Linked DNA regions of Mus musculus: region 2 is linked to region 1. A link is a contact called in ENCODE POLR2A ChIA-PET data. All regions are on one chromosome and are shown on one strand. The core of a region is the stretch at or near the end of the contact, and the rest is flanking DNA. Distances in the headings are between cores, read along the strand shown. Region 1 holds the start of Dhx8 (DEAH (Asp-Glu-Ala-His) box polypeptide 8). Region 2 holds the start of Rdm1 (RAD52 motif 1).

The links. ChIA-PET counts read pairs that join two places held with the same protein, here RNA polymerase II (POLR2A).
Region 2: POLR2A ChIA-PET joins it to region 1 with 51 read pairs in Patski. The contact joins the promoter of Rdm1 here to the promoter of Dhx8 in region 1. POLR2A ChIA-PET finds 5 or more read pairs at or near these places in 5 of 5 experiments (Patski and embryonic stem cell).

Annotation. Positions count from the first base shown.
Region 1 is chr11:101,731,630-101,734,329 of GRCm38, forward strand. Dhx8 (DEAH (Asp-Glu-Ala-His) box polypeptide 8) reads left to right here and starts at 1,327. Exons shown (of 23, transcript NM_144831.2): 1 at 1,327-1,559; 2 at 2,527-2,612. The coding sequence starts at 1,412.
Region 2 is chr11:101,626,696-101,629,395 of GRCm38, forward strand. It overlaps Rdm1 (RAD52 motif 1), which reads left to right and starts at 1,254. Exons shown (of 7, transcript NM_025654.2): 1 at 1,254-1,369; 2 at 1,578-1,757. The coding sequence starts at 1,274. It overlaps LOC115487916 (a small nuclear RNA gene), which reads left to right and starts at 671; the gene lies at 671-861.

The DNA.
Region 1 (2,700 bases), core at 77-2,576:
AAGGGTCAAGTGGAATTAACTCCTGAAACCTAACTCCATACTGGCAGATAAGCAAGCAGCATCAAGGGCAGACTTTCTCATTCTGTTCACGGAGAAAGGAAGGAAGGAAGGAAGGAAGGAAGGAAGGAAGGAAGGAAGGAAGGAAGGAGTGAGTCCTGGAGAAATGGCTCATGGTTCTGAGCACTGGTCACTCTTCCAGAGGATCTGGGTTCAATTTCCAGCACTCACACCGAAGCTCACAACTATCTGTTACTCCAGTTCCAGGGGATCTGACATCCTTACACAGACATGAATGCAGGCAAAACCATGTATAGGAAATAAAAACAAGTAAGTTATAAGGAAGGGAAGGGCATCAGGAACTCAGATGGCAATGTACTAAATCCTTGGGAACCTGGAAACACGGAACTACTGTGATAGTCCTTTGCCTGCAATTTTGAGAGAGGTTCTCACTGTGTAACTTTGGCTGACTTCAGTCTCAGAGAACAGCTTGTTTCTGCCCTCCGAGTGCTTCAATTAAAGGAGAGCACCAGCCTGCCCAGCTTCCCTGCAACTCGTTATCACTGAAGTGTTCCCAATAATTCAAAGACACAGTAGTGCAACAGAGTCAGCCAACAGTAGCAGAGGGGGCTCATTTTCTGTCTTTTGACTGATGGGAGGGCTACTCACCTTAGAGGAAGTATTTTCTTGTTTTTTACACAGAATACTAAGACATGGGAAACCCTTCATCTTCATTGCAAGGTTCTGCCAAAGGGAAAAGTAAAAGTTGGGACACCTGAATTTATGACCTCAGGTTCACAACACAGCTGACATTTAGAGAAGCAGATTTTAAGAGGACTGAGGGTTTTGGCAACAGGAATGCTTGAGATAAGCTTTGCTGGACCACTCGCAGTTTGGGGGGGTTATAACAGCAACTAATATTTTCAGTGTGCCTACTGTGGCTCAGCCACTTTGCATATCTATTTCATTTAGACCGTATTATCCGAGTTTACAGATAAGCAGCCAGAATCTAGCGTCTGCTGGTGTAAGGTCACTTGAGATCACTTGCCATGAGGTCAGGAACTGAGCTGATCAAGGACAAGCCAACTTGCTTTTCCGAGGCGCTGTTCAGTCGCGCAGGCCACGGTCGCCCTCTGCTGACGGATCACAGAGGCGCGCTGAGATTGATCCTTAAAAAAACCTAAAGGCGGGTGGAGTCTTCCCCCCCGCTAGAGGCCGCCACTGAACGAACAGCGTAACTCAGTGCGTCTGGCCCGTCTGTGGGAACTTCCTGCCAGATCTCGCTGATCCTTACAAAGACGGTTAACTTTACTTGACGTCCCTGTAAACAAAAGAGACGAGCGCCGACCCGGAAGTGGAAGCTGTGGCTTCGCGTTCTGGCCGGCCGGAAGGAGACCAAAGGGAAGTTGTAGCCATGGCTGTAGCCGTGGCCGCCGCCGGGGTCCTAATGGGCTCGGAGCCCGGCCCGGCGGAAGAACTCGCTAAACTTGAGTACCTGTCTTTGGTGTCGAAGGTTTGCACGGAGCTGGACAATCACTTGGGCATCAACGACAAGGATCTGGGTGAGCTGGAGGAAGGTCCCGATGGCTTTTGATTTTGGGGGTGAGGGAGGCAGGAGAGAAGCGGTTGATGGTGTGTGTGTGTGTGTCTGTCTGTCTGTGTCTGTGTGTGTGTCATCGTGACTTGGGCTCCGGGAACCTGTGGCGGTGGCCTCTGCTTGAGAACCATCCGGTCCGAGCTATTAGAAACCATTTCTGTGAGCTGCCGGTGAAGGCTGGGGCAGCAATTTCTGCTCGATTGTTGTTTTTCAGTTCTGGGGGGCGAAATAGCTTTAACAATAGCAGCAGCAGCAGCCCCCGCGAAGATGATGGTTGTAATTACGGCCAGTAATTTTTAGAAGCTCACAAGATATTATGGGTAGCTCTTCATCTACATTATCTTGTTTGGTCTTCGCACAGTCAGGCAGTAGTCAGCATCTACTTCGAGCTTGTGCTTTGAGCCGTGCTCTTAAATTAGTTACATCTTCTTATCTCTCACATACTAGTCATTAGATGTTTAAGGGCAAACTGTGACTAGGGGACCCAGAGAGAAAATAAGAAAGGCTCGGGGCCCAGATCGTAATTATATGCATAGCCGGAGCCCTTGTGAAAATGAGAGGCCGAGTATGTGAATTAGAAGCATGAGGGGAACACTTCCGTTTGATAGGTACAGGGTTGGGTGGTGTTGGGCTTTTTCAGAATGTCCTCAAAAGTAAATGACAGCCAGGCAGGCGCCTAGGATCTCAGGCTTGGGATGTGAGGGCAGAATGATTAGTAATTCCAAAGTCACACGTAGATAATCTGAGGGTAGCTTGGGCATGGTATGTATCAGGGTATGACCCGTCACAAAAAACGACGACAAAGCCGGGCAGTGGTGGCGCACGCCTTTAATCCCAGCACTTGAGAGGCAGAGGCAGGCGGATTCCTGAGTTCTTTTATAATTTAATTATTATCTGAGTCCATTTATAATTCCTTTTTTTTTTTTTAACAGCTGAATTTGTCATCAGTCTTGCTGAGAAAAATACTACCTTTGATACTTTTAAGGCTTCTCTGGTCAAAAATGGTGCAGAATTCACAGTATGTATATCTGAAGATTCTTTGTTTCCTTTTTGTTTCTTTGGTGTTGCTACTGAATTTAAATTTTGATCGCACTAAAGGATTTTTA
Region 2 (2,700 bases), core at 4-2,503, 110 kb before region 1:
AGGGAGGGCTTGGAGAAGGGGTTGAGGTAGATGAACAGATAGGCAGACAGAGGGGAACAGAGTCACGAGGGCAGAGAAAGCAGGGGACAGAGAAGGAGAGAATGGGGGCTGGGGCCAGAGACCGCAAGGAACACGTGGGAACAGAGAGAGCTGGAGTGGTGAAGCAGTCGTTATCACCACACCTGAAGAAGCACCATAAGCTGGTTGCTTGATCCTAGGGAGGAGCCTAGCGGAATCGCCTGTAAACTAATAAATTAAGCAGAAAATCGAAAGGCCCCTTTTCCTCAAGGACCTTTTGTTGTGGGTGTGGTCTGAAAGACTGCGAAGAAGAACCTGGTTGTATCGCAGGGAAAGGTCAATACGTCCCCTCTGCGCCCCGGTTGCGCTCTACAGCGCAGAAGCGGAAAAAGCAGTCCAGGTTCGAGCTTTCGGCGCGCTTGGGCGGGGCATGCAAATAACTGCTCTGTGGAACTCTGGGAGCAAAAACAAAAAACTGCAACCAAAACTTCTCGGCCTCCTTGAATCTTACAGGCTTTTCGTGGCGTAAAGGTGGTGTACTCAATGAAGAGGAGAGTCTGTGTTGGCTGCATGTTTGAGTCGGTTGGTTGGTGACTGTGAATTAAAGGTGTGGTCGGTGTTGAGTGTATGGGGCGTGTGGGCGTAGTTCGGTATCGCTTCTCGGCCTTTTGGCTAAGATCAAGTGTAGTATCTGTTCTTATCAGTTTAATATCTGATACGTCCTCTATCCGAGGACAATATATTAAATGGATTTTTGGAAGTAGGAGTTGGAATAGGAGCTTGCTCCGTCCACTCCACGCATCGACCTGGTATTGCAGTACCTCCAGGAACGGTGCACCCCCTCTGGGGAGTAAAGTTGGTTTTAAAGTCAGAGCATGGTGATTGTAGGGCAGTCCAGCTTTTTAAATATGTCTGTGTTTTCTTCTTCTTAACTTTCGTTAGTTTGTATCCTGATTGGGTTGTGTACACGATAACTGAGTTCTCGTTTGCGCCAGAGCTGGAGAGATGGCTTAGTGGTTAAGAGTACCGACTGCTTTTCCAAAGGCCCTGTGTTCAGGTCCCAGCAACCACATAAATAAATAAATCTTAGGAAAAAAAAAAAGAAAAAAGAGTGTAGCACTGGAGCTAATGTGGGGTGGAAACATTTTAAATATGTGCTTTGTGGGAAGTTTTAAGGAAATCGTTAAGCTCCGCCCTTTACTTGTGAGGGTTTAAATTTCGCGGTAGTAGCTTGCGCAGGCGCACTGGCTTTACCATGGCGGAGTTGATCTCTTTCGTAGTTCCCACCCAGAGCGACAAAGTTTTGTTGGTGTGGGATCTGAGCACTGGGCCCCCAGCCGAAGCCTTAAGTGTGAGGGGCTGCGCGGAGAGGGCAGGGGAAGGGAGTGGGGGGACAGGAGGCGTGGGCCCCGCGTGGGCGCAGAGGAACGGGGAGCCAGCGAGGGCTTGTCTCCTCCTTAGATGAAGCCCCAGTGAAGGGAGTGCTTCCAGCGGAGAAGGGCGGGATCTGGGCTTGAAGTGAGGTAGGGGGTCAGCACTCACTGGTGGGCCTCCCACAGCATTCTCTGTTCACAGTGTTCTCTCAGTTTGGCCTTCTGTATTCAGTCCGAGTCTTCCCGAACGCTGCAGTGGCTCGTCCTGGTTTCTACGCCATCATCAAGTTTTACTCCTCGCGGGACGCACAGAGAGCCCAGAAGGCTTGCGATGGGAAACCCCTTTTTCAGACATCACCAGTGAAGGTGTGTGCAAATGCAGGCTTCAGGATAACGTTCCGAGTTCTGCAGTGAGTAGCTAGAGACTCTGTGGTGCCCTGATTCACCCGGTGCTTCCAGATGCGTTTTCACTGATCCTCTGGCCTCAGGTATCCTAGGTGATGGTTAGGTGATAAAAGGTTCATCATGAGAGTAATTGTGGTCAAACCCAAGAGTTCCAATGAAAATCCCATGTCGTATGTTACATTTACATTTATTATTTACATTATTTATAAACATTTTCTATTTTATTTGGACTTAAAATGTGTTTGACCAACTGCCAGTTTTAATATAATGGATGCTTTATTGTCATCACTGTAAAATAGAACTTCCTTCAGGTTCCAGAGGTGGGGAAAGCATCCTTTAGTACATTGTAGCCTTCATTCCATATTAACATAGAACCCGTTCCCCCAGAGCCTCAGCACATCTCACCATGTTTCTCAATTCCACCACCTGTCCTTTCAATTTCTGATTGGCCACTTTTGATGTATCAACCTGCTGCTGACCCAGCTTCTTATTCTTATCCATATTGCTTTTTTTTTTTTTTTTTAAGATTTATTTATTATATGTAAGTACACTGTAGCTGTCTTCAGACACTCCAGAAGAGGGCGTCAGATCTTGTTACAGATGGTTGTGAGCCACCATGTGGTTGCTGGGATTTGAACTCTGGACCTTCGGAAGAGCAGTCGGGTGCTCTTACCCACTGAGCCATCTCACCAGCCCCCATATTGCTTTTCTTTTCTTCTCCCTTGAACCTTGATTAAATCTGAGAACTGCAGTTAGTAGTGACCCCAAGTGAATTTTCTCTACGTCCATACATGATGCAAGACCTTTTTCTATCTTAGATCACCCACTTCCAGGTCCTGAGGTGATTTGCTTGCCAGTCATTCTTTAAGGAATTTGATTGGTATGTTTCTAACCTATGGCCACA